Regions from separate parts of the Homo sapiens genome. Here all the other regions are linked to region 3. The links are chromatin loops, found by intact Hi-C in ENCODE. Cell type or tissue: PC-9. All regions are shown on one strand. Each heading gives the region's core, and the rest is flanking DNA. Links, peaks and the distances in the headings are about the cores only.

Region 1 (10,603 bases), core at 960-8,959, 280 kb after region 3:
TTGAAAGTGCTGAGATTACAGGCAATATGCCTATGCCTGGCCCGTTATTATTATTATTGTTGTTGTTGAAAGTGCTGAGATTACAGGCAATATGCCTATGCCTGGCCCATTATTATTATTGTTGTTGTTGTTGAAAGTGCTGAGATTACAGGCAATATGCCTATGCCTGGCCCGTTATTATTATTGTTGTTGTTGTTGAAAGTGCTGAGATTACAGGCAATATGCCTATGCCTGGCCCATTATTATTATTATTGTTGTTGTTGAAAGTGCTGAGATTACAGGCAATATGCCTATGCCTGGCCCATTATTATTATTATTGTTGTTGTTGAAAGTGCTGAGATTACAGGCAATATGCCTATGCCTGGCCCATTATTATTATTATTGTTGTTGTTGAAAGTGCTGAGATTACAGGCAATATGCCTATGCCTGGCCCATTATTATTATTATTGTTGTTGTTGAAAGTGCTGAGATTACAGGCAATATGCCTATGCCTGGCCCATTATTATTATTATTGTTGTTGTTGAAAGTGCTGAGATTACAGGCAATATGCCTATGCCTGGCCCATTATTATTATTATTGTTGTTGTTGAAAGTGCTGAGATTACAGGCAATATGCCTATGCCTGGCCCGTTATTATTATTATTGTTGTTGTTGAAAGTGCTGAGATTACAGGCAATATGCCTATGCCTGGCCCGTTATTATTATTATTGTTGTTGTTGAAAGTGCTGAGATTACAGGCAATATGCCTATGCCTGGCCCGTTATTATTATTATTGTTGTTGTTGAAAGTGCTGAGATTACAGGCAATATGCCTATGCCTGGCCCGTTATTATTATTATTGTTGTTGTTGAAAGTGCTGAGATTACAGGCAATATGCCTATGCCTGGCCCGTTATTATTATTATTGTTGTTGTTGAAAGTGCTGAGATTACAGGCAATATGCCTATGCCTGGCCCGTTATTATTATTATTGTTGTTGTTGAAAGTGCTGAGATTACAGGCAATATGCCTATGCCTGGCCCGTTATTATTATTATTGTTGTTGTTGAAAGTGCTGAGATTACAGGCAATATGCCTATGCCTGGCCCATTATTATTATTATTGTTGTTGTTGAAAGTGCTGAGATTACAGGCAATATGCCTATGCCTGGCCCATTATTATTATTATTGTTGTTGTTGAAAGTGCTGAGATTACAGGCAATATGCCTATGCCTGGCCCATTATTATTATTATTATTGTTGTTGTTGAAAGTGCTGAGATTACAGGCAATATGCCTATGCCTGGCCCATTATTATTATTATTGTTGTTGTTGAAAGTGCTGAGATTACAGGCAATATGCCTATGCCTGGCCCATTATTATTATTATTGTTGTTGTTGAAAGTGCTGAGATTACAGGCAATATGCCTATGCCTGGCCCATTATTATTATTATTGTTGTTGTTGAAAGTGCTGAGATTACAGGCAATATGCCTATGCCTGGCCCATTATTATTATTATTGTTGTTGTTGAAAGTGCTGAGATTACAGGCAATATGCCTATGCCTGGCCCATTATTATTATTATTGTTGTTGTTGAAAGTGCTGAGATTACAGGCAATATGCCTATGCCTGGCCCGTTATTATTATTATTGTTGTTGTTGAAAGTGCTGAGATTACAGGCAATATGCCTATGCCTGGCCCGTTATTATTATTATTGTTGTTGTTGAAAGTGCTGAGATTACAGGCAATATGCCTATGCCTGGCCCGTTATTATTATTATTGTTGTTGTTGAAAGTGCTGAGATTACAGGCAATATGCCTATGCCTGGCCCATTATTATTATTATTGTTGTTGTTGAAAGTGCTGAGATTACAGGCAATATGCCTATGCCTGGCCCATTATTATTATTGTTGTTGTTGTTGAAAGTGCTGAGATTACAGGCAATATGCCTATGCCTGGCCCGTTATTATTATTATTGTTGTTGTTGAAAGTGCTGAGATTACAGGCAATATGCCTATGCCTGGCCCATTATTATTATTATTGTTGTTGTTGAAAGTGCTGAGATTACAGGCAATATGCCTATGCCTGGCCCATTATTATTATTATTGTTGTTGTTGAAAGTGCTGAGATTACAGGCAATATGCCTATGCCTGGCCCATTATTATTATTATTGTTGTTGTTGAAAGTGCTGAGATTACAGGCAATATGCCTATGCCTGGCCCATTATTATTATTATTGTTGTTGTTGAAAGTGCTGAGATTACAGGCAATATGCCTATGCCTGGCCCATTATTATTATTATTGTTGTTGTTGAAAGTGCTGAGATTACAGGCAATATGCCTATGCCTGGCCCATTATTATTATTATTGTTGTTGTTGAAAGTGCTGAGATTACAGGCAATATGCCTATGCCTGGCCCGTTATTATTATTATTGTTGTTGTTGAAAGTGCTGAGATTACAGGCAATATGCCTATGCCTGGCCCGTTATTATTATTATTGTTGTTGTTGAAAGTGCTGAGATTACAGGCAATATGCCTATGCCTGGCCCATTATTATTATTGTTGTTGTTGTTGAAAGTGCTGAGATTACAGGCAATATGCCTATGCCTGGCCCGTTATTATTATTATTGTTGTTGTTGAAAGTGCTGAGATTACAGGCAATATGCCTATGCCTGGCCCATTATTATTATTATTGTTGTTGTTGAAAGTGCTGAGATTACAGGCAATATGCCTATGCCTGGCCCATTATTATTATTATTGTTGTTGTTGAAAGTGCTGAGATTACAGGCAATATGCCTATGCCTGGCCCATTATTATTATTATTGTTGTTGTTGAAAGTGCTGAGATTACAGGCAATATGCCTATGCCTGGCCCATTATTATTATTATTGTTGTTGTTGAAAGTGCTGAGATTACAGGCAATATGCCTGTGCCTGGCCCATTATTATTATTATTGTTGTTGTTGAAAGTGCTGAGATTACAGGCAATATGCCTATGCCTGGCCCATTATTATTATTATTGTTGTTGTTGTTGTTGTTGTTATTATTATTATTATTATTATTATTATTATTATTATTATTATTATCATTTGTGACAGAGCTTTGCTCTGTCCCAGGCTGGAGTGCAGTGGCGCAATCTTGGCTCATTGTAACCTCCACCTCCCGGGTTCAAGCTATTCTCCTGCCTCAGCTTCCTGAGTAGCTGGGACAACAGGCGTGCACAAGCTAATTTTTGTATTTTTAGTAGAGATGGGGTTTCGCCATGTTGGCCAGGCTGGTCTCAAACTCCTGACCTCAGGTGATCTGCCTGACTCGGCCTCCCAGAGTGCTGGGATTACAGGCGTAAGCTACTGCACCCAGCCCCATTTTTATTATTTATAGATTCCTTCATTATTTGTTTCTTTTTTTATCTTACAAGGATGGAATGCTGTGCATCAGCACTGTTCAGAAAGACTTTCTGGGTGGAGTGCTAATTAAGTTGGGAAGGGGATTTTATAACAGGGTAAGTGTCCTTTAGTAGGTACCCTTTCAGTGGAGATCTGAAGAGAAGAAGCCAGCTTTGCCAAGTAAAATAATTTCATGAAGAAGCATTAACAGTTTTAAAGACCTCATAGGAAGGAGTTTTGAGGAAACAGGAGGGAGGCTGGAGGGCAAGAATATACTGTATAAGGGGAAGACTTAATGAGATGCGAAATTGGAGAGGTGGCCAGAGTCAGATTCACTTATCACGTATTTACTGGACACCAACCATGCGCACAGCACTAAGGATATAGCAGCAAACAAATCCATGCTGTCTTTGAGAAAAAGTACCTGCCTTTATGATCCTTGCAGATAATGCAACCATTTTATTCAAAATGGGAGAGAAAACCATTCCACCGTTGAATCAAGGGAGTGACACAATCTGATTTGCTTTTAAAATTTACTCTGGTTGTGCTGAGAATAAATGGAGGAAGGAGAGAAGAGTGAACAAGGGAGTATAGTAAGGAATTTAACTGCTGTAATCTAGATTAGGGGAATGGGGACTTGAAATGATTGCTGGAGATGTACAGAATATCACTAGCGTATCAGGAAGCAGCACAAAGAATTATGGGCTGGCAATGCTAGGGTATCCAGAAATTTCATTAGTTATTGAATTATTGTCCATCTTTTAAAAAAAAGTGGCATTTAATCAATTCTTTTTTTTTTTTTTTGAGACGGAGTCTCGCTCTGTTGCCCAGGCTGGAGTGCAATGGTGCGATCTCGGCTCACTGCAACCTGCGCCCCCTGGGTTCAAGCGATTCTCCTGCTTCAGCCTCCCGAGTAGCTGGGATTACAGGCACCCATCACCAGGCCCAGCTAATTTTTCTGTTTTTAGTAGAGACGAGGTTTCACCATGTTGGTCAGGCTGGTCTTGAACTCCTGACCTCGTGATCCGCCCGCCTCGGCCTCCTAATATGCTGGGATTATAGGCGTGAGCCACCGCGCCCGGCCCACATTTAATCAATTCTAAAAGTCACAACTTTCCCTGTTTTAACAATGAAATTGAGTTAAGTGTTAACACTTGGTGTCATGTTAACAGTCTATATCAGCAAAGCAGCAGTCCTGGTATATTTGTTTGCCCGTGTATTCACAAATATAATCATGTCCATTCATTTTGTCATCATTTCAGCTGAGGTATGAGCATTGTTGGCATTTCCCATGTTAACTTTGTTGTTCAGTGTTTCTGCATAAATATTCTGTGAATCAGCATTGAAACAAAATTACCCGGTATGGAGAAAGTTATGAAAACAGTTTATGATGGTATGTGATTAAACTCTGTTTAAATAAGTTTAAAAAAACTAACTCTTGCAATCAGTATTAAGTAAAAATTCTAGGGCGGGTGCAATGGCTCACGTCTGTAATCCCAGCACTTTGGGAGGCCAAGGCGGGCGGATCGCCTGAGGCCAGGAGTTCGAGACCAGCCTGGGCAATATGGCAAAACCCTGTCTCTACTAAAAATACAAAAATTAGCTGAGTGTGGTGGTGCACGCCTGTAATCCCAGCTCTTTGTGAGGCTGGCACATGGTAATTGCTTCAACCCAGGAGGCGGAGGTTGCAGTGAGCCAGGATTGCACCACTGCACTCCAGCGTGCAGAGTGACACTCTGCCTCAAAAACAAACAAACAAAACCCTAAATTTATGATAAAGTTTTGTGTCATGATTTATTTGGAGGCATTTCCACTATTTCTTTTCAGCATGTACAACAGTGGTGTGTCTTATAATCAGTGGCATCTTAGATTTGATGAAATAAGATAGCATTAAAATGGCATTTGTAGCTATTAGTAGTAACATTTGTAATTAGTTTTACGTTTTCTTTATTAACATGATTTTGTAGCTGGCAGGTAAATAATTCTCCCCCCCAAAAGCCGAGAGGTAAAAAGTAAGATTTCAATGAAGCATTGTATTTTCTGTTTGTACTCAAATCACATTGTTGTTTGACCGCTTATTCTTAGCTTTTGTATTATTTCGCTGTAGCTCCTTTCATTTGACTGTTAGAAGAGTGGGGACATCTCTTGGACAAATGCTGAATTACAGGCAAGACTTGGTTAGTGCTGAGGGCTTGACAGGTGATTCTGTTATACACCAACATTTGAGGCCCCAACTTTGGTTTTCAGTCCGCTAGCAGAGGATACCTAAGTTGGCTGTGGAATTTTTGGGTCTTCAATCCATATGCATACCAAACATTGTCTATAGGCCAACTAAATAATATATTTCAGTATGTGCTCCTACTTACTTAAATGCTGGTATGCTATTGTGATTAATAAAATACAACTTTGTTTTAAAACATTATTGCAGCCTACTAGTTTTTTGTCTGTATTTTAATCAACAAACCGTATTAGTACAACTGCTATCGTGTTAGGTTTGCAAAAATCTTTGAGGTTAAAAGTGCTAATATTTGAATATGTTCTAGGCTAGGGAATTCTGAATCTAACTAGCATATCTGAGGACTGCTTGTCAGTTTGTCAGTATTACTGGCAGATAGAAGGTATAAGCAGAGGAGATTAAAGAAAAAAAGAAACATATATATATGTTTATGTGTATTTATTTATATATAAATATATATTTTTCTATATATAAATGTATATTTTTCTATATAAATATATATATTTTTCTATATATATATATATATATATATATATAGAAAAACATAGAAAATGAATAGGAATTTAAAAAGAAATTTTTTTTTTTTTTGAGACATAGTGTGGCTCTGTCGCCCAGGCTGGGGTGCAGTGGTGCAATCTCAGCTCACCGCAACCTCCGCGTCCCGGGTTCAAGCAATTCTTCTGCCTCGGCCTCCTGAGTAGCTGGGACTACAGGTGCCTGCCACCATGCCTGGCTAATTTTTGTATTTTTAATAGAGATGAGGTTTCACCTTGTTGGCCAGGCTGGTCTCAAACTCTTGACCTCAAGTGATCCTCCCGGCTCGGCCTCCCAAAGTGCTGGGACAACAGGCATGAGCCACCACACCCGGCCAAAAAAGAAAAAGAAATTCTTAGTTTGTCTTTTGTAGCAATTTTGGAAGATGAGAACAGTTGCATACCTTATTTATTTAAGTTATTCCTTCTCTCTCTTTTTTTTTTTTGGCAACAGAGTCTCGCTCTATCGCCCAGGCTGGAGTGCAGTGGTGCGATCTCAGCTCACCTCAACCTCCGCCACCTGGGTTCAAGTGATTCTCCTGCCTCAGCCTCCCAAATAGCTGGGATTACAGACGTGTGCCACCACACCTGGGCTAATTTTGTATTTTTAGTAGAAATGGGGTTTCACTGTATTGGTCAGGCTGGTCTCGAACTCCTGACCTCAAGTGATTCGCTGGTCTTGGCTTCCCAAATGCTAGGATTACGGACGTGAGCCACCGTGCCTGGCCCTTCCTCTCCTTTTTAAATTACATCATTTGTCCTTCATTTCCATTTTGACAAGGTGACATTTTCTGAGCACACTACTATTACCAGAGATGGTAATGGGTTCAGGTACAATGGTGTGTGACACTGGGCAAGTTAAGATACGAAAAAGTGGTAACAGTTCTTTCCATTTACCCTCCCTTCTTTTTTATTTCTGTCTCCGCTGTGTTGTCAGTATGATAAATTCAGAAATTGAATCTGTGAAGGGACTTCCCGAACAATGTGGAGCTTCTATCCTTGAACCAAGGGTGCTGAGGGCTAAGACTTGAAACTTGAAAAAAAATTTTCAGACCTAAGTTTTACTTTTTAGTCACACATACTTCTTTCTCTCAGGTGTGCAAGTAAAAGTTGACTTACTTTTACAAAGAAACAACTAGGGAAAAGGAGAATTATTAAATTTTGTTTCTCAGGCGTGGTGGCTCATACCTGTAATCCCAGCACTTTGGGAGGCTTAGGTGGGCAGATCACTTGAGGTCAGGAGTTCAAGATCAGCCTGGCCAACATGCTGAAATGCCGTCTCTACTAAAAATACAAATATTAGCCAGGCATGGTGGTGCATGCCTGCGGTCCTAGCTATTTGGGAGGCTGAGGCAGGAGAATCGCTTGAACTCGGGAGGTGGAGGTTGCAGTGAGCCGAGATTGTGCCACTGCACCAAAAAAAAAAAAAAAATTGTTTCTAACTTGTTTATTTTCTAAATATAAATTAGTCATTATTCTTTAGTTATTTAAGGAGAGAAAATGAACATATTTTTTATGGTCTACCACATTTGAAAGTATATTATAGCAACATTAAATGGACTAAGACAAAAAAAGACAAATAGACTATATAACAAGATTCAGATACTTCTACCTCTAATTTTTTCAAATGAAAATTTTCAGCCAAAAAGGAGTGAAATAAAGTGACCAAATAGCATATTCTACTTCTTACACTTCTTTGAATAGTACTTCTATTTCCAGTCTTCTCTCTCTATTGACAATGCGGGAGGCATAGGCTTGATGTGCTTGGTGGGAAAGGGGAGCTTATGAGCTCACTGACTGGAAGATGTGTTCATAGTGAACTGTAAGGTGCAGGCTTCTGAATGGGAGTTTGTTTTGAGCAATGGGTTTTAAAACGTCTTTGTAGAAAAGCTTTATGCCTATGGATGGTTTAAAATACACCCCAATTCTTTATTGTACGCAGGGAAGGATTTTTTTTTTTTTTTTTTGAGATAGGGTCTGACTTTGTCACCTAGAGTGCAGTGGCGTGATCTTGGCTCATTGCGGCCTCCACCTCCCAGGCTCAAGCAGTCCTCCTGCCTCAGCCCCCGCAAGTGGCTGGGACTACACATGAGCACCACCACACCCAGCTAGTTTTATGTGTTTTTCATAGAGATGGGGATTCACCGTGTTGCCCAGGCTGGTCTCGAACTACTGAGCTCAAGTGATCTGCCTGCCTTGGTTTCCCAAAGTGTTTGGATTACAGGCATGAGCCACTGCACCCAGTCAGGACTTTTTATTCAAATGGATTTTTCGGTTTTCTTTAGGAATTAGGTGATGCTCAAGAGGAGAAATCAGATGAAATAAGTTGAAAATCTAAATTGTGTGTTATTTTTTAAAAAATGCAGTTTTAATATTTTCAAGTAGATACAGAAATACCAAATAAAAATGTTGTAAAGTATAGGTTATAAAATTTTGTTAATAAATGAAGATTGTTTACAGTTAGCAGAGTTCATTTTATTTTTACTCAGACAATTTAAAGTTCGACACTCATTTATTGAACAAATACTGTTAAATATCTACCGTGTGCCCAGTCAATCACCTTGTAGTGTGCAGAACAGATTCAACATGGACAAACTAGGCTGGGAGGAGGCTGACGAGTTTGTCGTTTTAAGGCAGGTGAGAGATTATTATGGCCTAAACTAATTAATGTGTTAGGTGTTGGGATGGAAGAAAACAAATAATTTTAAGAGATTTTAAAAACTCTTTTTTGATACAATATGGAATGCATGTAAGAAATAGAATAAAACAGGTGTATAGTTAAGTAAATTATAAAGTAAGCACCCTCATAACCACTACCTAGGTCTAGAAATAGAACTTTCACAGCCACCCAGAAGTCCTGTACGTGAACCAACCCAGCCAGAACTCTCCCTTCCCTCTAAAAGTAACCAGTGTTCTGGGTTTTATAGTTATCATGCCTTTGCTTATTATACTTATCACATCTGATCCTTACTATCATAGTATTGTTATCTTGTATTATATGTTAAATTAATATCATTCCTAGGTATCATCCCTAAGAATTATGTCTTTGTTTTGTCTGTTTTTCAAAAATATGCTTTAAATCTCTTAATTACCGATTTGCCCTTAATTCCTCCTTTTTTTTCTCGTGCAGTTGGAGCATTTCTTGGCTTATTAGCTGGAATGACAATTCCATCATCTTTGTAATATCCATGTTTATTTCAGTGGAATGACTTCTCTCCTGGTTGTAGGTCATATTTTCCTACTTCGTGTGTATAGAATTTGTGGTATGATGGACATTTTGGACACAAGGTGATTGAGTATCTGGATTTTGGTACCTTCCTTAATGAAGGGTTGTTTTGTCTGGCAAGAGTTAATTTACTTGGGGATTAACTTGATCCTTTCAAGACTTGCTTTTAAACTCTGTTAGGCCTGGTTTAGAATAGCCTTTTCTCTAGGCTACATCAGCTCTACTCCTAAGCTTGACCTTTTAGTGTCTCTACTAAATGCCTCTGCTGTTCTCCCCACTATTTGGAACTTGAATTTTTCCCAGCCCTATGGGGTTCAGGTAGTTACTCAACTCATGGCTCTCTGATAGTTGCTCTTTCTCCAGTAGCTCTTGATCTTATTTTGTGGCAGCTTGCCCTATACATGCACAGCTTAGTATTTGGCCAAAGACTCAAGGGGACCCTTGTCAGGTTAGACAGTGCTGCTTTTCTGGTAAGCTCCCTTCTCTGTGTTTTGTTTTTAATTTTTAATTTTTTTTTTTTTTTTTGAGACAGAGTCTCACTCTGTTGCCCAAGCTGGAGTGCAATGTCGCGATCTCGGCTGACTGTAACCTCTGCCCCCCAGGTTCAAGCGATTCTCCTTCCTCAGCCTCCCGAGTAGCTGGGATTGCAGGTGCCCCCCACCATGCTCAGCTACTTTTTGTATTTTTGGAAGAGACGGGGTTTTGCCATGTTTGCCAGGCTGGTCTTGAACTCCTGGCCTCAAGTGATCTGCCCGCCTTGGCCTCCCAAAGTGCTGGGATTACAGGCGTGAGCCATGGTGCCCGGACCTCTGGTATTTTGCTCCGCAAAGTTTTGCAGATTAATGGGAACCTTACTCATTAAACTGTCTTTGGAGCTTTGCAAGACTGCTGTTCTTTGTTTGGGCTTTCCCTCCCTACGCCCCATACTAGACATATCTGGGCCATCACCTTGTTTATTTTCTCTCAAGGATCATAGTCCTGTATTGCTTGTTATCCAGGGTCTGAAAACAGTTATTTCATGCATTTTGTTTAATTTTATGATAGTTTATGACAGGAAGGCCCATCTCACCTTATGGTCAAAGTGAGAAGTATAATGGTAAATTTATTGAAAGATTTAAAGCAGATTAATGCCATGATTTGTGGATATTTTATCAAGATCACCCTGGTGCTCTCTTGAAAATAGACAAAGGAGGTGGAAGAAAGCTAACTAGAGGCTGTTGCAAACTAGACTGGAAATGGGGTGAAATGGTTAGACTC
Region 2 (10,603 bases), core at 863-8,862, 300 kb after region 3:
ATATATGCAGTTGTTCTAGGCCTATCACCTAGAGTTTATTTGAATTTGAAACTCTTGAGCAAAGTGCTTTACCTTATGTAGACATTATCTTTAAGTCTCCAGTGAGTGATTTTGCCACAAATGTTACTTTCTTTAGGACAGATGTATAGAAAGTATTTATCTAGTAAATTGAAATTACTAAGAGACTTATTTCAGGTATCTAAATCTAGTTCAATATTCTAATGAACTTAAAATTTCAATTCAGAACATAATAATAAAATAAATACAGTTGGCCCTCCATATCTGTGGATTTGCATCTGTGTGTTTAACCAACTGTTTTTTATTTTCAGGGTAAAAAAATGGATGTTGTGTCTGTGCTGAACATGTACAGGCTTTTTTCCCATGTCATTATTCCCTAAGCAATACAGTATGACAACTATTTACATTGTAAATATTTACATTGTATTACGTATTACAAGTAATCTAGAGATGATTTAAACTATACTGGAGGATGTGCATAGGTTATATGCAAATTCTACATCATTTTATATCAGGGACTTCAGCCTTCATTAATTTTGGTATCCAAGGTGTGTCTTGGAACCAGTCCCCCATGGACCCATGGATACCGAGGGATGGCTGAATAATAAAGTAGCTAACACTTGCACACTTACTGTAAACATTTTATAACGTGCTGAGTTAGACATATTATCAACTCCAAATTATAGACGAGGAAACTGAGGTAACAGAATGGTGCCTAGGAAAACACAGCTAGTAAGAGGCAGGATTTGGTTTTATACAGGCAGTCTTCTTCCACATACTGCTTACAAGTTCTTTACTGACCTATACTAGGCTGTGCACACATTTGTCAAAGTGTCAGCAAAAACTGCTTCTGAAAATAATTGTGGCTAAGACTGGAATAAAAAAATACAGCATTTAAAAAACCAAACTTGGGCTACTTTTGTAGATTTGCTATTTATGGTCCACTTTATAGTATATATTAAAAAGGGAAATATTTTGGTGGAAAGGGTCTAATTTGGTTTATGGAAACCATATATTGGCTAGAGGGAAGGTTGATCAATAACTTCCTTTTTAAAATAGCTACTATTAGTAATTTCTGCATTGAGTCAGACAACAGGCTAAGCACATTTCACGCTTTATTTTACTGAATCCATAAACAGTACAGTGGCATTCGTATAATTTCTCCTTATTACTAATTAGGAAACTGATTAGGAAAGTAATTATTCAGGGACACATAGCTAGCTTAGTTCTGATAGGTGAATGTCTGCAAAGCCTTGTGCTCCTAAGCTTTGTATTATATTTGCTTCCCCTTTATAATGTCTTCCCTTCTCAGTCTTTAAGGAAAATTTGTGCTTCTAAACTCTGCTTTTCTTTTCTTTTTTTCTTTTTCTTTATTTTTTTGAGACAGAGTCTTTCTCTGTCGCCAGGCTGGAGTGCAGTGGCGAGATCTCGGCTCACTGCAACCTCTGACTCCCTGGTTCAAGCGATTCTCCTGCCTCAGCCTCCTGAGTAGCTGGGATTACAGGCATGCGCCACCATGCCCAGCTGATTTTTGTATTTTTAGTAGAGATGGGTTTCACTATGTTGGCCAGGATGGTCTTGATCTCCTGACCTTGTGATCCACCCGCCTCGGCCTTCCAAAGTGCAATGATTACAGGCGTGAGCCACTGCACCCGGCCTAAACCCTGCTTTTCATTTAAAATATTTTCTTTTCTTTCTTAGTCTTTAAGGTCAATATAGCATTATTTGAAGCTTACTTAATAATGCAGATGATGACGAAACAGATTTTTATATTTATTTTTGACCACGTGATTGGAGGTAGCTGGAAATTTGAATAATCTTAGTCATAGTTCTTTAGCTGAGAAAATGGTAACACTTTGAACATCCCCCAAAATATTCATTCATACAACAAATGTGTTTTTGTTACAATCAGTGTGTTAGGGAATGGAATAGTGTTAATGGGTTGTTTTTATTGGTGAAGGGATATCATAAAAGACTCCACGTTGTTACAGTGTGTGCTAACTCTTGGGTACATACTATTTTGCAGGATGAATATAGCCACCGTTTAAAATTATCTTCCACTGATGTTTTTAGTATCCTCAGGTACTTTGTATACAATAAGCATACAGAAATATTTGTTGAATGAATGAATAACTATATCTCTAAAAAGAGATTTTATGCATATGAGAAAAATACTTAATCTTTTTTGAAACAGAAGGCTAAATTGGAAATTTATTTTTGGTGTTCCTCAAAGGTCTAATTTTAATTAATGTGAAATTTATTTCTTCATGGGAAATTGTTCTCAAAAGCTTTATCCCTTATACCTAAGATTATTACAATTACAATACTTTAGATACATTCAAGTTTTTGAAAATGAAAAGATAACTTTTTGTTTCATCAGTGACACCGAAATTACTGACTTGTCAAATGTATACTTCCAATAATTAGTATCTTTTTTAGTTCCTTGTTAGGTGGTAGACATAATTTAAAAGGAGATGTAATTTCTGTTTACATGGCTTCCATTTAGGGTAAAAAACTATTTTTAAAATTCTTAGAAAACAGGAATGTAAAGAAGGTGTTAGAAAGAAAATACTTTCAATGTTAAGAGAGAAATTAATCAATACACATAACATCAAATTATAGGATTTTACAAAACCATGTTATGTATAACATTAAAAGTGGCTTTTTAAGATAAGAATTTTATGCAAACTTTTGAGAATGAAAAAGATAACAGTGAAAAATTAGCACAACAGCAGCAGATTTTGAATTTTAAATAGTACTAGGAGGTTTCTAAAACCTTTTTTGTTATATCTGCACTCATCCTGCATTTGATCCATCATGTTCTGAAGAGGTCTCACCTAGAAAAATGAAAACCATTTCATCAGTACAGTGGTGTTCAGTTGCTTACTGCTGTCTCATAGTCATCTAATTGAATTGGAATTTCCTTTCCCTCCATTCCCTTTCTAAGAGGTTTCAAAGAATATTTAGAAGACACAATAAATGAAAACTGGACATTTCCCTATTGGTTGAATAAGTTTAGTGGTTTTTTTTGGCTCAGGGTTGGGGAGATCCAAGGTTATGTCATGCAAAAAGATGAATATGACCTATCACACAGTTCGTGCTGCATTTAGTTTCATATTTTGTGACTCAGATCTGTGAAAGATACAGATAAGAGGTGTTTGTTTTATTTCTTTTTTCCTTAAAGTGTTTTACTTCTTTTCTAGATTGGCCAGGTGAAACAGGAGCTGTCCAGAAAGGACACAGAACTACTCGCCCTGCAGACAAAGCTAGAAACACTCACAAACCAGTTCTCAGATAGTAAACAGCACATTGAAGTGTTGAAGGAGTCCTTGACTGCTAAGGAGCAGAGGGCTGCCATCCTGCAGACTGAGGTAGAAACAATTCTGGGATTTGTGGGGAGTTGGTTTCTTGGCACCTTTTCATAAGCGTTACCTGTGCTGTTTTTGTTATGTTTAGAATTGGGAAATATGAGTAATGTTATGATTAATTCTTCAGCAGCGTGATCAGTCACTGTGCTAAAATGTAACCATCTTATTTCAGTTGTTCTTAGATCTAACAAGTTAAAACAGGTGCAGTTTATGTTTTTAATTCTTTAAACTTTTGCCAAGTCTGTACTTCAAAGTATACTCTGACAGTATTAAAAATAAAAGGATAATTGTAAAAGAGAAATCATTGATTTAGAAGCTTCAGTTCAACCCCTGGTGAATTTTCTAGTCATGAATGACAATGAGCTTGGTTACACTGTGTTTGGAGTACATTTAAGTGTCTTTAAGTTGTGATATTATGAATAACTGTATATAGGAAACTGGAATCTGTTAAAGTTCTAGATAGTCTAATTTTAAACCACAGATTATTAGACAATGTGTCTTCATATCCTGTTTGAAAATAAAGTTAGTGTTTTTAGAATTTTTTTTTTTTTTTTGAGATGGCCTCTCGCTCTGTTGCCCAGGCTGGAGTGCAGTGGTGTGATCTTGGCTTGGCGTGATCTTGGCTCACCACTACCTCCGCCTCCTGGATTCAGGTGATTCTCCTGCCTCAGCCTCCTGAGTAGCTGGGATTATAGGCGCATGCCACCAAGCCTGGCTAATTTTTGTATTTTTAGTGGAGATGGGGTTTCACCATATTGGCCAGGCTGGTCTCGAACTCCTGACCTCTTGATCCGCCCGCCTCTGCCTCCCAAAGTGCTGGGATTACAGGCATGAGCCACCATGCCCGGGCAGTGTTTTTCAAAATCTTGGAAGATGATCTAGACTATTGGCTATGACTTCAGTTAGGTATCCACCATCTTCAGATAGGTATATGACTTCAGATAGATATTTAGTGTATTTGCTAAATAATCCCAGATCGATTCTTATCTATCTTACTTTCAATGATCGAAGAGAAAGAGTTGATGATACCATGTGGATTTACTGTCTTAATATAAATATTTTTTAAAGGTTGCAGTGAAATAGATAATTTAAGAATAGATAAGTAGTTTTGCTTTATAGAAGAAACATAAAGCATATGATGTAGATTAGCTTTTTTTCTTTAAAGAAAAATAAGAACATAATTTGGTGGAAAAAAGGAATGAGGAGGAAAAGAAAGAATAAAAACCTCATAGTCTTAGAAGACAAGAATCTTCCAATAAGGAAGAATGAAGAAGGAACCTAAACTGTTTCATGTAATATTTTTATCTGTACAATTTGGGGCTTTGTTAAAAATGGGAGATTTTAGCTGACATGTTTGTCATTTTTCTTATAACTTACACTTTTTCTATTTTAGTTATGTTTCATTTTGTTATGATGTCAGCTCCATTCTACCTCACAGAGATATTTGGGTATAAAATCATGAGATGCAGTAGTGGCTAAGGCTTTGGCTCTAGAGTCATGTTTACTGAGTTTGGACTTCCATCTTTACCACTTACTATGAGTCGCGTGATCCTGGGAACGTATTCAACTTCCTTACACTTCACTTTTCACGTCTGTAAGGTGAAGAGAATAGTAGTGCTTAACTCATAAGTTTGTTGTTAGAATTAAACTCGTTTATTTACTGCCAGTGTCTGGCACATAGTAAAGTCTTTGTACATTCGTCATTGTTATCATTTTATAATTCTTCTAATAAAATCAACTAATGCATATACTGTTGAGATGTTAAGAGAACATAGTATTTAGATGATCTGCATTTTCTTACTTTTATTAAGCTAAACTTAGGTTTATTCAGGGAATTATAAATATGAAATCATCTAGATAATGTTACCTGCAAAGTTATTCATTTATAGCTTTATTTTAAAAATTTTTTGTGGGTGCATAGTAGGTATATATATTTATGGGGTATGTGAGATATTTAATACAGGCATACAATGTGAAAATAAATTATGGAGAATGGCGGTATCCATCCCCTCAATCGTGTATCCTTTGAGTTACAAACAATCCAATTACACTCTTTAAGTTATTTTAAAATGTAATAGCTTTATTAATCGTTTTTCACTTCAGTAGCTTGAGTGCATGCAATACAGCAAAAGGGTCAGAAGAGGGTGCCAGTGTTCTAGAGGTCAGCCGCACTTCCAAGTTTGCTACTGTAATAGCTTTGGATGGAGGTGGCAGGTGTACAAACCAGAGAACCAAGCAGTTGGTTAATGATAATGCAAACATTTAAAAGCTTGTCACAGTCTAATAAATGACTTTTCCCCCTTGGCAATCCATGCTTCTCTTTGTACCCCCCTCAAATAATATTCTTATTAGCCAGGTCTCACCCAGATGGGCTTGTGATTGGTTTCTTGTACCATAGAGAATAGATTGTATTTATTGTCATTCATGAATGGTTTTTAGTTTTTAGCCATTGCAGGAGTAGCTGAGTCTCAGTGATTATTTCTGTAAGTTACTAGGGCCACTGCGCAAATAGAACCATCTCATCATAAAAGATAAAAGAATGAAAGCTAACTTTCTTTGGAATTTGGGATGATTTTAAGAATGTAATATGTCTATTTATTAGCATTGCTTAAAAAATTACTCTGGTGGCACTTGACAAGAGTCACCTTTTCCAATGTAACTTGCCAGTGTTAGAGCCCAGTAAAAGGCAGTTTATACCAGCTCTTTGAAAGTTTTCATGTGTTTCTATAATTTGCTCTTAGTTGATTTCATCTTTTCTGCAGCTATCCCAGACTTCGATCTAACACTCGGATTACTAAATTAAGTATATATGAAAAAAGAACATGGAGCATGGAGTTTTTCTTTCATTTTTATTTTTAGAGATAGAATCTTACTCTGTCACCCAAGCTGGAGTGCAGTGGCATGATTATATTAATAGCTCATTGCAGCCTGGAACTCCTGGGATCAAACGCTTCTCCTGCCTCAGCCTCCTGAGTAGCCAAGACTTATAGGCATGTGCCACCACACCTGGCTAATTTTTAAAACTTTTTGCAGAGACAGAGTCTCACTGTGTTGCCTAGGCTGGTCTGGGACTCCTGAGCTCAAGCAATCCTCCTGCCTCTGCCTCCCAAAGTGCTCGGATTACAGGCGTGAGCCACTGTGCCTAGCCTGGAGTTTAAAAAATTTTAAAAATCCTTTAAGGAAAACAGTTACATGTGAAAAGATCTGTTTGTTTTTTGTTTTGTTTTGTTTTTTTTGTTTTTTTTTTCCCTATTCAGGGTACATGGACTAAGGCCCTCTGGTGTTATACAAGGTACAGTATATATGGAATCGCTCCCGTTTTGTAACCATCTCTTTTAATCTGATGACTTTCACAGAGGTGGTCTGGATTTAGTAATATAGTGGTTAAAAGCATGGTCTTTGGTGTCAGACATAGGCTTGAAAACCAGCCCTCTACCTTTACTAGTTGTGTGACCTTAGAGGAGTTACTTTACTTCTTCTTTGTGTGTGTGTGTGTGTGTGTGTGTGTGTGTGTGTGTGTGTGTGTGTGTGTGTGTGTGAGATGGAGTTTTGCTCTTGTTGCCCAGGCTGGAGTGCAATAGCACAATCTTGGCTCACCACAACCTCGCCTCCTGGGTTCAAGCGATTCTCCTGCCACAGCCTCCCGAGTAGCTGGGATTATAGGCATGTGCCACCACACCTGGCTAATTCTGTATTTTTAGTAGAGATGGGGTTTCTCCCTGTTGGTCAGGCTGGTCTCGAACTCCCGACCTCAGGTGATCTGTCCTCCTCAGCCACCCAAAGTGCTGGGATTACAGGTGTGAGCCACCGCATCCATTCAGGAGTTACTTTACTTCTTTAAGCCTCCATTTCCTCATCTATAAAATGAGGATAATGATAATAACAACTTCCTAAGGTTTTTATGACTAGGTGTTTAATTCTGTTCTCATCTGAATATGGAGGGACATTTTTTTATTAATTTATTATTTTTTTTTTGCGACAAGGTTTCACTTTGTCATTCAGGCTGTAGTGCAGTGCCTTGATCATAGCTCACTGTAACCTTGAACTTCTGGGCTCAGGTGATCCTCCCACTTCAGCATCTTGAGTAGCTAGGACTACAGATGCAGGCCACCTCTCCTGGCTGATTTTTTAATTTGTATTTTTTGTAGAGACAGGGTCTCACTATGTTGCCCAGGATGTTCTTGAACTCCTGGCTTCAAGCAGTCCTCCTGCCTCAGCCCCCAAAGCACAAGAATTATAGGCAGGAGCCACTGTGTCCAGCCATGGAGGGAAATTTAAATTCAGTGGGTTAAAAAATTTCGAAACACCTTACAGTTTATAGCACTTTGATTTGATTTGATCTTTATTGTTTTATTTGCTCTTCATAGTAATGGCATGGGTTAGACAAGATAATTATTGTTGTTTTGCTTTTATAATTGAGAATTTTGTGAACTGCTTATTAGCATACCACTTTTGACTGGCACTTGAGGCTACTCTCACTAGTAACACTGGGACTTTTGATATATCATTTACAGTATTCTCAAGAATTAAAGTTCTTTTCTTGTTCCAAAATTGTGATGCTATACTAGGGACCTACCATTAAATGTATTTTCAGGATGAATTCTCAATGTGCAGAGCAGAGCTGATTGTATCAATAAGCCAAAATAATGTACACCTTACTGCTTCAAAGTAGTACAGGTTTTTCCCCTTCTCCAGGAAATTGTGTTTTGGAATTCTGTTTATTATAGGTAAGGAATATAATCTATATCTTAGTAATAGTAAGAGGAAGTGGTTCTTTTTTTCGGAGGTGCTCAGGAGATCAGCATCTAGCACAAGGTGAGGACCTGCCCTTGCTCTAGGATGTTTTGGCACTAGGCACTAGAGCTAGGATGCTGTTGTTTGACGTGCACCCTCTGCTTGCAGTCCCAGCCCAGTTCTGACTTCTTCAGCATACTAAGAGTTAGTAATACATTCTTAGAACTAGAGGGCATTTTTAGAGATCATCCAGTCTTTCCGTAATTTAAAGAATATGTATGATAATATCTAACCTGAGTCTTGTACCATGGAGGGTTTGTATACTTTCATTTTCCCAGTTAATTCTTAGAGTAACCTTCTAAGAAATAAGAATTGTTGTAACATTTTACAGATGGGGAGTTAAAACTTAGAGAGACTGAGGTTACATGACCTAGTGCCCGATCGATTCAAACCCGCAAACTTGCGTTCTTGATCATAACGCTGCAATTCCTCCCTGTGCAGAGAGAATATAGTGACATGCTGAAGGCCTATACAACTACTTGGTATTAGTTTTGGGACTGGAATTCATCATTTCTGACTTCGCTAATTATGATGTGCATAGACGACCATGACTCTTGTTTGATTGGTAGGTTGAGGACTAGCCACAAAGAAAGATGGGGAGAAGAAGAAACAATTCATGTTGGTAGAGAGGAGAAAAGGATTTAGGTTGATGGAATTACATAGCCTCAGAAAGAGATAGGCATCTTTTGTGACGAGATTGTGAAAGAAGAGAAAGATGTATTGATTGATCTCTTCATTCAACACGGTTTTGGGAGTACCTGCTGAGAACCCTTCTGAGCACTGGGGATACAGTGGCAAATGAAACAAAGGCTGATGATCTCTATCTCTATCTCTATCTCTATCTCTATCTCTATCTATCTCTATCTCTATCTCTATCTCTATCTGTGTCTCTATCTCTATCTCTATCTCTATCTCTATCTATCTCTATCTCTATCTCTATCTATCTCTATCTCTATCTATCTCTATCTCTATCTCTATCTCTATCTCTATCTCTATCTGTGTCTCTATCTCTATCTATCTCTATCTCTATCTCTATCTCTATCTCTATCTCTATCTGTGTCTCTATCTCTATCTCTATCTCTATCTCTATCTCTATCTCTATCTGTGTCTCTATCTATCTCTATCTCTATCTCTATCTCTATCTCTATCTGTGTCTCTATCTCTATCTCTATCTCTATCTCTATCTATCTCTATCTCTATCTCTATCTATCTCTATCTCTATCTATCTATCTCTATCTCTATCTCTATATCTCTATCTCTATCTGTGTCTCTATCTCTATCTCTATCTCTATCTCTATCTGTGTCTCTATCTCTATCTCTATCTCTATCTCTATCTCTATCTGTGTCTCTATCTCTATCTCTATCTCTATCTCTATCTGTGTCTCTATCTCTATCTCTATCTCTATCTCTATCTGTGTCTCTATCTCTATCTCTATCTCTATCTCTATCTGTGTCTCTATCTCTATCTCTATCTCTATCTGTGTCTCTATCTCTATCTCTATCTCTATCTCTATCTGTGTCTCTATCTCTATCTCTATCTCTATCTGTGTCTCTATCTCTATCTCTATCTCTATCTCTATCTGTGTCTCTATCTCTATCTCTATCTCTATCTGTGTCTCTATCTCTATCTCTATCTCTATCTCTATCTGTGTCTCTATCTCTATCTCTATCTCTATCTCTATCTCTATCTGTGTCTCTATCTCTATCTCTATCTCTATCTGTGTCTCTATCTCTATCTCTATCTGTGTCTCTATCTCTATCTCTATCTCTATCTGTGTCTCTATCTCTATCTCTATCTGTGTCTCTATCTCTATCTCTATCTCTATCTCTATCTCTATCTCTGCCTATTGATATATCTGTATATATCTATCTAAATCTCTGAAACAGCTGCTCAGAGTAAAAGAGGACTGGGTGCTATGAAAAGAGATAGGGCTTAGAATCTTTTTCAGATGAGTGTGTTTCTCTCACTGTTGTATGTGGGTTGTTGAGTTATGGGGTAGGGGTTGGGGGTGGGTGCTGCAGGGTGACACTGGTATGATATTCAAGTCTGCTTGTGAAGGTAGACTGGCTTTGGAGTGCTCCTTCCCCTTTCAGCATCCTCTCTATACCTGGGGCAGAGCATTTGTTCTAGCAGCGGTACAGATGATCATGCCAGAGGCGTTCTGATCTGGGAGGCTTGCTTCCTGCCACAACCACTCCCCCAGCTCCAGCTGGTGAGATGGCACTGCTTACGGTGGTGATGGGGTAATGTCTTGTTTGTGGGAAGATGTAGATACTGATAAGCTTAAGAAGTTACATTAAGTTACTTAAGAAGATAATGATAAGCTTAAGAAAATACAGTTACTTAAGAAGATAATGATAAGCTTAAGAAAATACAAGCATAAGTATGGCTCTTAATACGCTAGAAAAATCAAAATGGAATG
Region 3 (10,603 bases), core at 1,590-9,589:
GCCTCCTATCTCTCTTATAAGTAGACTTTTCTTCTTGCTTCTTTGAAACAGAAACTTTTTGTAAATAAATAAAGTGTATAAAGGTGAGCCATATTGGGAAGAAGGGGCTGATAGAGGAGTTAGAACAACCAGGTAACCAGATTTTTTTTTCCTATTCTTTTGAGGAAAAAAAAAAAAAAAAAATTTTTTTTTTTTTTGGTCTTTCTGAAACTGGTGCTATTTCAGAATGATAGGTAAAAGTCTCCATGGAGAAGCAGGGGATGTGATGCCATGTTTACCTGCCCCTCCCCCCCATAATTATGATATCTTTTCACCCATTGAGGAAAGTTGGGCTCACATAGACTCTCTTCTTTATGCGATAGACCCCAAATTTCATCTCGTAAGAGTACCAGACTGGAAGGTCATAAAGAAATCTGCAGTAGGAATTTAATCTGTAGATTTGGCCACATAAAATGCAGGTGTAATTTTTATATTATACTTCAAAACACCTTGAAAGCCATGTTAGTCTTTTTGCTATCTTTAACAGTTAAGAATTTTTGCATGAGAATTATTATTTTGTTTCTAGTTGTAGTTTTTCCAACCTTTCCCAGGCCTTCAATCTCTAATTCTGAAGTTTTTAAGAAGAGTTAGTTACCTACAGTTAATACTTCTGTCATCTTTGAATTGCTGTTATACCATATAGGCCTATGAGAGAGTTGCCAGACTTAAATAATTATTTATATGCTTAATTTCTTTTAACACATAGAATAATTCTTTAAAAAATTGTTTTCTCTGTAAACTGTAACTGAAACCCATGCTGCCCTGGAAAGCAATGTTACAAACTGCTGTACCCTCTGCCTGAAGACAAGTTTTTATTTCTTTATCCTAATACCCAACAACAATTAGTATCACTTTAAAAGATAAAATAGAGGCCGGGCACGGTGGCTCACGTCTGTAATCCCAGCACTTTGGGTGGCTGAGATGGGCAGATCACAAGGTCAGGAGTCCCAGACCAGCCTGACCAACATGGCGAAACCCTGTCTCTACTAAAAATACAAAAATTAGCCAGGTGTGGTGGCACACGCCTGTAATCCCAGCTATTCAGGAGGCTGAGGCAGAATTGCCTGAACCCGGGAGGTGGAGGTTGCAGTGAGCAGAGATTGTGTCACTGCACTCCAGCCTGTGCGACAGAGCAAGACTCCGTCTCAAAAAAAAAAAAGGTGAAATAGATGCCCATGTCTTGCTAAGTCAGTGTGGTGCAGAAAATGATAAGGAGGGAGTATTCCAATATTGACCTAAAATATTTTAATCAAGAATTCCAGACACTTTTCTCCACCCATATTTTGATATGTAGAGTTATCATGTGTGGTCTTAATTTAGCAGTAAAATTTTGAATATTGCACATATATAATACTAGAGAAATTTAAATGTTAATAAGACTTGAGGACCAGATAATTTTGGGGATACAGTTGTTAGCTGTAAAGTAAAAATTTCAAGTTTAATGAATGAAAACTAGTCTCACTGCTCCATTAGCACAATTGGTTTGGAAGGTTTGCTTCTGGGCGAATAAAGTGAACAATAGCAAAGGATGGGATTGCTACTTTAAAAATACTAAAATATGAGGGTAAAGAGAGATGTCTGTCAGAGGATGTTTAAAATGAAACAGCTTCTTAAAAGCAAGGGACGGAAGATGTGCAAATGGTTATGAGGTCATTGTACTAAACATTAGCATTGTGCTTCTCACTCCAGAAGAAATTACATCAGTGGATAATCTACTGAGCACTGTAATTTGGGTAGTACTGAGATGAGCAATTGTTTTAGTTGTTGCCTGACCCCCACCCCACCCCCAGCAGCCTGGAACTGTGCATGTTATGAAGAGGTCATGTGACACGGATCCTTGGTTTTGCTCATTTATCCTGTCAAAACAACTTAATGTAGATGGAAAGAAATGAACGAAATGAATAGAATGGGTTAGCTGTATCAGCTTTAGTTTATATTGAAGGTAATGAATGCTGCAATTGGGATAGTATAGTATATTAAGGCCCCAGGAATATCCAGCTCCATAATGGTGAAGAGAAGGTTCTAAAAAGCAACAGTGGCTAATCCATTCTAAGTCTCACTTGATGTTTTAATGCTACTTTTTGATACGGTCTTTTAAAATTTTATCATTGTATTCATGATAATTTGATTGACAGTTGGTAATATTTAAACAATATATGGTTCCTCTTATTTTACCTTCAGCTGTAATTTAGTATAAAGTTCCTATTTCTTTTCAATAATTATTATATAATAACAAACGTGGATCTTCTGAGAAGAAAATTATTTTAGAAGTTTTGCAAAATATTTAGGGTTTGTTTGTTGTCATTGAAACATGAGCTTTGAACCAAATCTTCATTTGTCTCTTAGTTCTGTTTTTCATGTGAATTTGAGGGAGATAATAAAATTTTGTGAGTCAGTTCGTCTCACAACATTTTTCTGAGGATTAAATGAAGTGAAGCAGCCAACTAGTAAATGGCAAATACTTGGCAAAAATTATTTTTAAAACCCCAGGTGTTCCTTCTGATCTGTGTCTTATGTTAGTTTTGATCTACTTTATTATTGTCTTAAAGTCTTTTGGGTGCTAAAATTATGTACTTCTCTAAGATATTTTATGAAATGTTCCTAGATTAAAAAAAAAACAATATTCAGTTATAGATGGAACAAGTAGACAAACTATTGAAAGAAGCCCCAAATTATTTGTTTAGGTTTCCCCCATTTCCTGCTTTGTTGATGATAATCTGTTGTCATGCATCTGTATTTCTAACTTCAAACATTAAGCAGGGGTTCTCAGATCCCTTAAAATAAATAATACTTTTCAGAAAGGATAAAAACACTTAGCTATATAAAGTAGCCTGTATTTATAGTATAGATGTCTTCTGGGCAAATTAGAGATAAAATATTCTAAATATTTCTATGGAATTTTTAGATTGTCATTCAGTGTATTCTCAAGGAAAATTAAATACGGATTTTTGATGGCAAAGAAGTCCCCCGTTTTTTTCCCTCTATGCTTTGCTATAAATAAGTAGTTGGCAGCTTTTTTACAATAAGCTTTTACAAACCATTTTTAAAAATCAAAAGCTGGGACCTTTGCAAGTTGATCATTCTGTATGGGTTGTGTTGGACTTAACTGAGACTCAGAGGCCCAATTTCAATTCTCATTTTTCTTTTAAGTCACAGGAATTTTTTATCCTTGGGGAAATGCTAACTGCTTATTAAGGACACACACACACACTTTTAAAGGGGTATTGAGGGGAAAAGACATTTATGGAATTCATTCAACAAATGGCTGTTGAACAAGTCACTATGCTAGGTTGTCAGGTGCTAAAGATAGAACACAAAAAGGTATCTTGTCACTGCCTTTTCATGACAAAAAGCCTCTGAGGGCTTATTCTATGGGGGATAAGAGTCAATATAATGTTGCCTGTGATTAAGTGTTATGTAAGAGGCATGTACATAGTATCCATTGGTTTTAATGCTATTGGGCAGAGTAGAAACAGGAGTAGTAACTTGGTTTCCTTTTATTACATTCCTTATTGGGTACTTTTGGCGACAGAGTGAGAACCTTAAAGTTCAATTAATAATTGATGTAATAACTGAAGAGAAAAATTAATGAACAGGAAGGTAGATCAGAAAACATTGCCCAGAAAGTAGCATACAGAAGGAAATGGAAAATGAGAGAGAAATTAAAGGATATTAAGGATAAACTAAAGTTATACACATACTCACACACATTTAAAAATTGTTTAAAAAGAAAAGAAGAGTTGGAAGGGGAAAAAAAGAGAATGAGAGGAGACAGTGTTTAGAGAGATACTGAGAATTTTCCTGACTTGAAGACAAATACTTGAGTATTTAAGTTATTGCTTAAAAGAAAAAAAAAATTAGGCTTCATGCAGTGGCTCACACCTGTAATCCCAGGCTTTGGGATGCCAAAGTAGGAGGATCACCAGAAGTTCAAGACCAGCCAGTGCATCATAGCAAGACCTCATCTCTACAAAAAATTAAAAAATTAGCCGGGCAAGGTGGCACATGCCTGTAGTCCTAGCTACTCTGGAGGCTGAGGTGGGAGGATCCCTTGAGCCCAGGATTTGAGGCTGCAGTGAGCTATGATAGCACCGCTGCATTCCAGCCTTGGTCACAGAGTGACTTCCTGTCTTTTAAACAAACAAACAAAAATAAAAACAATGTTTTGGTTAAAGATAGATTGATTTTAATCAAGGCAAAGATAGAACTGGAATTTATATTTAGGTCTTTGCCTCCAAAGCCTATGTTCATTTCCTGACATTAAATTGCATGTCTAGCAATTGATGACTTATGTTGGATATGGAAAGTTAACTGCACCTTACAAAAATGAGACTATATCTGAGTTACACATTAACAGTAAAGATACTAAAATGATCTCAAGCATGAATGTATATAATCCAAATCTATCATTTATAACTTCAGCATTTGCATTTTTTAAACACCATCGATCATGATTTAGTAATGTTTAAGTGTCTAAGATTAACTGTCTGATTTGGTGTTTTATCATTTTAAACCACATTCTGTTTTGGTTTTTGATTTTAGGATCGAAAATTAACAAAGTCTGAGAGGCAGAGATTTAAAGAAGAAGCTGAAATGTTAAAAGGTCTTCAGCATCCCAATATTGTTAGATTTTATGATTCCTGGGAATCCACAGTAAAAGGAAAGAAGTGCATTGTTTTGGTGACTGAACTTATGACGTCTGGAACACTTAAAACGTAAGTTCATCAGTATTACAAAAGCTGACCAAGAAGTATGAGAGAATTTGATTTTTTAAATTTCAGGTCTACCAGTTTCACTTTGGTTGTTCAGCCTAAGAAGGGAACAGTCCTTCCAACTGTTACTGTATTAGCATATTTCCTTGCCCACAAAGTCCTCTAGTATATAAAGTGATTTGATAATTATTTCTTGGTAAGTATTGAAATGAGAAGTTATGGCCGAGTGTGGTGGCTCATGCCTGTAATCCCAGCACTTTGGGAGGCCGGGGCAGGCGGATCACCTGAGGTTGGATCACCTGAGGTCAGGAGTTCGAGACCAGCCTGGCCAACGTGGTGAAACCCCGTCTCTACTAAAAGTACAAAAATTAGCCGGGCATGGTGGCGTGCACCTGTAACCCCAGCTACTTGGGAGGCTGAGGCAGGAGAATCGCTTGAACCTAGGAGGCGGAGGTTGCAGTGAGCTGAGATCACCTCACTTCATTCCAGCCTAGGTGAGACTCTGTCTCCAAAAAAAAAAAAAAAGAGTGGCTAAGGAATCAGAAATCAAATGTCAAGGTAGCCCTCTAGTGGTTAAAATGAGATTAAGGTTTATTGAGAAACTACCTATTTTTTTCATTTGTATTGTGCTTTGCTATATCCCTGCAACTTTTATATCAGATGCAGATTATATTGTGACAGTTATCACTTAAAAAATACTTTTAGTTCCATTTCCCATAACATCAGAAATTAATCCCCAAATAGCTAGATCTATCATTCCTTTCACAGAAATAGGTTTAATGCAGAAATTTCCCGTTACTTATTGTAAAGAGCTTTTGGTAAGTGTTGGAGTATGCCTTTGTAATCCCAGGTTTCTTAGAGCAGCAGTCCCCAACCTTTTTGGCATCAGGGATTGGTTTCATGGAAGACAGTTTTTCCATGAACTGGTGCGGGGGTGGGGCTGGGGAAGTTTGGAATGATTCAAGCACATTACATTTATTGTGCACTCTATTTCTATTATTATTACATTAAAATATATAATGAAATAGTTATACAACTCACCATAATGTAGAATCAGTGGGAGCCCTGAGCTTGTTTTCCTGCAACTCAACTGTCCCATCTGGGGGTGATGGGAGACAGGGCAGATCATCAGGCATTAGATTCTCATAACGAACGCTCAACCTAGATCCCTTGCATGCACAGTTCACAGTAGGGTTCATGGCCCTGTGAGAAATCTAATGCTGCTGACAGGAGCCAGAGCTCAGGTGGTAATGCGAGCAGTGAGGGAGCGGCTGTAAATACAGATGAAGCTTTGCTTGCTCGCCTGCCACTCACCTCCTGCTGTGTGGCCAGGTTCCTAAAAGGCCATGGACTGATATTGATCTGTGGCTCAGTGGTTGGGGACCCCTGGTATCTTAGAGGATCTGTTTTTACTCAGAGAAGAACCTGTAGTAAGTTACCTTGTATAAATTTTTTATTTGGTGAAATTGGATATTTTTAAATTATCACTGTGGCATATATTCTTTATTAATTGTTAAAGTTAATACTGCTGAGCTGATTAATTCCAGATCATTGGAATACAGTGTTACAGCACCTGGATATAGTCACTTGCATGTTTTCTGAAATGCTTACGGTTAGCATGTTGAAACATGAACAGATCATTTCTGTCCTGCAAATTCTAATTTCTTTATCCAACTTCCACTCTTGTTTATGGCAATACCTTTATCCTAGTTAGTCAGGCTTCTTGATACTCTCTTTTCTTCCATTAGAATGTGCTAACTAGCACTATATACCTAGTACTATGAACAAGTGCTAGATATCACATTCTACTGGAAGTGTCTAATACTGAATAATAAGTGTTTGAATGAATTAAGGAGAATTATGTGGTAATAATTATGTGTACATCTTGAGATTCTTTCCACTGGTTTGGATACTTACTTGGTTGTCAACAGTTTGTCTGGCATGCCTAAGATTACTCTAAAATACAATGGTTTACTTGTTTTAAAAACTATATTGAGGAGCTTTGGGTAACATAGTGGGGTAATAAGCCCCTGTGGAATGGCTGTCCCACACCAACAAACTGAAATGTGGAATATAATAAAAGTTTTTTCCAATACGTGTCTAAGCTTTAAGGAAAGAAAGGTTAACCTCCAGATAATAAGCAGAGATAACTCAAAGCCAAAACAGGAACTTATACTCTGGGATTTTAGACCACATATTGGTTGAGGAGTTGATGCTAGTTTTAATGTCCATGCAAGGACAGAAAGCCTTAGAACTAGGTAGAGAGGGGAGCTAGAACTTAGCCTGTGTCAAAAAACTGAACTATCCGTGAAAAGAGAGACCTCAGTGCTCTAGCCAGTGAAAGCTGCAAGGAATTTTACCTGTGTGCAGAAGACTGTGGATAAGAGGGGAGACCTATGAAAAATAGAAATTCACATCAAATGCTACCAGTGTTCTTAATTATTCTGTAAACTAATCTTTTCTTTTTCTTTTTTTGGAGACAGGGTCTCACTCGGTTGCCCAGGACAGAGTGCAGCAGCACAATCATAGCTCACTGCAGCCTCAAACTCCTGGGCTCAGGGAATCCTTCCACCTCAGCCTCCCCACTACCTGGGACTATAGTTGCTCACCACCATACCTGTCTAATAAAAAAACAATTTTTTTTTTTTTAGTAGAGACAGTGTCTATTTTGTTGCCCAGGCTGCTCTCAAACTCCTGAGCTCATCCTGATTTGGCCTCATCCCGATTTGACCTCCCAAACTGCTGGGATTACAAGCATGAGCCACGGTGCCCAGCCTGTTTGGTATTCTTCCATCTCATATGTAGATGGCGCTATAACATAAATTTGTACCATCTACTTGGTACAGGAATCCCAAACCGAAGAACATACATGATAATTGATCAGGAACGGAAAGAAAACTCCCGGGGACATTTTCACAGTTCCTTGGTCAGTGTCCAGAGGCAAAACTGTTTCCAAAGAAGATGACCTCACAATTAAATTACAAATCACACCAATGAAGGTGAATAGACACAACCAGAAAATAGCACTGCAACAATTAAGGATATCATGGACAAGTCTGAAAGTGATTACAAACAATTATTTACATAATGATGTCAGTAAAGATATTTGTAAGTGTATATGAAGTGTATAAAGAGAAAAGAAGGAATTGAAGGAAAAAGACACCAAAGAAAAAAAAGACAGGCATAATTTAAAAGCTTCTGAAGAACTTCTAGAAATAAGAACATTAAAATTCAAACATAAATGGTCTAACGGTTAAACAGCAGACTGAATTGAATTGACAGGAATATTAACTACGAAGAAATGAGCAACAGAACACACAAAAAAGACAGAAAATATTTAAAGAGGATGACATAGTAGTGAGAAGACCCAGATAGATTTAATTATCTAAAAGGGGTTTCCCTGTAGTCCTAGCTACTCTGGAGGCTGAGGCAGAGAATCACTTGAGCCCAGGAGGTGGAGGTTGCAATGAGCCGAGATCGTGCCTCTGCACTCCAGCCTGGGTGACAGAGCGAGACTCCATCTCAAAAATAAAAATGAAAAAGTAGAGAGAATGAGAAAAAGAAAAATTTCAGAATTTAAGAATTCTGATTGAGAATGTATACAGATTCCTAAGCAAGTAGATTGAAAACATTCATATTCATTTCTGGAAGAATGGATAACTAGGACCATTGGCAGCATTTGGAGAGGCAGATTGGGAAGGAATGGGAATTAATTCCAAAATGCGTGCTTTTTGGACCTTTCGAGTTTCTACCTTTGTTCTCTATGTATATTTACATTGAAACAGATAAAACACCCATAGCTGAAAAATAAGATGGGAATGTATGAGTCAGAAAATTTGGATTAAGGCCAGGCGTGGTAGTTCACACCTGTAATCCCAGCACTTTGAGAGGCTGAGGCGGATGGATCACCTGAGGTCAGGATCACCTGAGGTCAGTTCGAAACCAGCCTGTCCAACATGGTGAAACCCCATCTCTACTAAAAATACGAAAAATTAGCTGGGCATGATGGCGGGCGCCTGTAATCCCAGCTACCCGGGAGGCTGAGGCAAGAGAATCGCTTGACCCCGGAAGTGGAGGTTGCAGTGAGCCGAGATTGTGCCACTGCACTCTAGCCTGGGTGACAGAGTGAGACTCCATCTCAAAAAAAGAAAAAGAAAAAAAATTTGGATTAAAAGTTGAGATAAATTTAGATGTATTTTTTTAAATAGACATGAAATTCAAATATCATACAATTAACATTTTAGAAAGTACAATTCAGTGGCACTTAGTACATTCACAATGTTTTGTAAGTACCACATCTATCAAGTTACTCAACATTTTAATCACCTCAGAACACTCTGTGCCCATTAAGCAGTTACTCTGCATTTCCCTTCCTCCAGCCAGGCAGCGTATTTTTTCTTTAATTGCACATTATCTAAGTTCTTTTTCTTTTTACAATTAAAAAGAAATTTTCAGTTTCTGAGCTTCAGAGGCTTATGCCAACAGGAGGGTTTATTAAGTAGAAAGAGCATTAGACTTGCAGTAGAAGTTGTGACTGCTCCCACCGCTGCCTCTGACCAACTGTGATTTTGGGCAAATAGCTAACCTTATTTGGGCTTCAGTTCCCCATGTGTATGTAAAACAAGTGGTTGGACTGCCTGATCTCTGGGACCAGCCATTCGTGGATGGGATTTTTTTATTGTAAAAAACATAACAAAATTTACCATCTTAACCATTTTTAAGTGTATAGTTCAGTAGTGTTAATACAAACACATTTCTGTGCAATTTCTAGAATGCTTTTCATGTCACAAACTCTATGCCCGTGGAACAATTTCCCATTTCTCCCAACCCTCAGCTCCTGACAACTACCAACTTTTTACCATCTCTATGGATTTATCTAATCAGGATATGTCCTATAAATAGACTCAAAGTATGTTATGGATCCTTGTGTTTGGCGTCTTTCACTTAGCATGGTGTTTTCGAGGATCATCGTGATTGCACGCATCAGTACTTCATCCCCTTTTATGACTGAATAACATTCCATTGCATGGAAATATCACAGTTTGTTTATTTATCCATTGATGAACATTTGGGCTGTATCCACCTTTTGGCTATTATGAGTACTGCTGCTATGAATATTTGTGCAGAAGTATTTTTTTGAGTACCTGTTTTCATTTCTTTTGGCTGTATACTAGGAATGGAATTGCTGAGTCATGTGGAAATCTTTGTTTAACTTTTTGAGGAGGCATCCTACCGGGAGTGACATGATACCTCATTATGGATTACATTTGCATTTCCCTAATGATTAATAATGTGGAACATCTTTTCATATGCTTATTGGCTATTTGTGTATCTTTGGAGAAATGTTTATTCAAGTTCTTTGCTCATTTTTTATTGGATTGCTTGTTTTTTTGTTGATTTATTAGAGTTCTTTATATATTTTAGAAATTAGACCCTTGTCCAGATCCATGATATGCAGATATTTTCTCCTATAGGTTGCCTTTTTTGCTCCTTGATAATGTTCTATGATGTACAGATTGAGTATAGTATCTCTTATCCGAAATGCTTGGGACCAGAAGGGCTTTGAATTTTTTCAGATATTGGAACTTTGAATTATACTTACCAGTTAAGCCTCCCAAATCTGAACTCCAAAATGTTCAAATGAGCATTTTTGTTGTGTGTCATGTTGGTGCTCAAGTTCAGATTTTCTATTGGAGCATTTTGGATCTTGGATTTTCTGATTTGGATGCTCAAGCCTGTGCCAAGTTTTAAATTTTGATAAAATCCAATGTATCTGCTTTGTCTTTTGATGGTTGGGCTTTTGGTGTCATGTAAGAGTCCATTGTCATAAATAACCAAGGGCATACAGATGT

What was found. Peaks named below come from ENCODE experiments on the same cell type or tissue, not always from the same donor. Only the 100,000 strongest peaks of a DNase experiment are listed, where the experiment ranks them.
Region 1: a loop joins it to region 3, with 7 times the contacts of the local background. A loop is called at or near these places in 33 of 110 quality-filtered maps.
Region 2: it touches region 3 in a loop (3.0-fold over the local background); 2 of 110 quality-filtered maps call a loop at or near these places.

What each region holds. Positions count from the first base shown.
Region 1 is chr12:1,087,862-1,098,464 of GRCh38, forward strand. The region is part of intron 3 of ERC1 (ELKS/RAB6-interacting/CAST family member 1); the gene reads left to right. Among named protein-coding and RNA genes, the nearest start is that of ERC1, 100 kb to the left of the region's middle. RefSeq lists an enhancer at 7,085-7,234. In PC-9, for the core only: CTCF peaks have their summits at 5,503 and 5,703; a DNase peak (open chromatin) is centred at 5,470.
Region 2 is chr12:1,112,645-1,123,247 of GRCh38, forward strand. ERC1 (ELKS/RAB6-interacting/CAST family member 1) reads left to right here. Exons shown (of 19, transcript NM_178040.4): 7 at 3,222-3,389. It overlaps LOC124902857 (a long non-coding RNA gene), which reads right to left. Exons shown (of 3, transcript XR_007063157.1): 2 at 4,922-4,978; 3 at 2,770-2,855. Among named protein-coding and RNA genes, the nearest start is that of ERC1, 130 kb to the left of the region's middle. RefSeq lists an enhancer at 2,756-3,955. In PC-9, for the core only: CTCF peaks have their summits at 5,506 (motif pointing right) and 5,725; DNase peaks (open chromatin) are centred at 3,267, 3,357 and 5,557; H3K4me3 peaks cover 1,615 bases; H3K27ac peaks cover 3,049 bases.
Region 3 is chr12:809,061-819,663 of GRCh38, forward strand. WNK1 (WNK lysine deficient protein kinase 1) reads left to right here. Exons shown (of 28, transcript NM_018979.4): 2 at 4,582-4,754. Among named protein-coding and RNA genes, the nearest start is that of WNK1, 62 kb to the left of the region's middle. RefSeq lists an enhancer at 1-421. In PC-9, for the core only: CTCF peaks have their summits at 5,320 (motif pointing left), 7,590, 7,793, 9,530 and 1 weaker place; DNase peaks (open chromatin) are centred at 5,321 and 8,601; H3K27ac peaks cover 2,030 bases.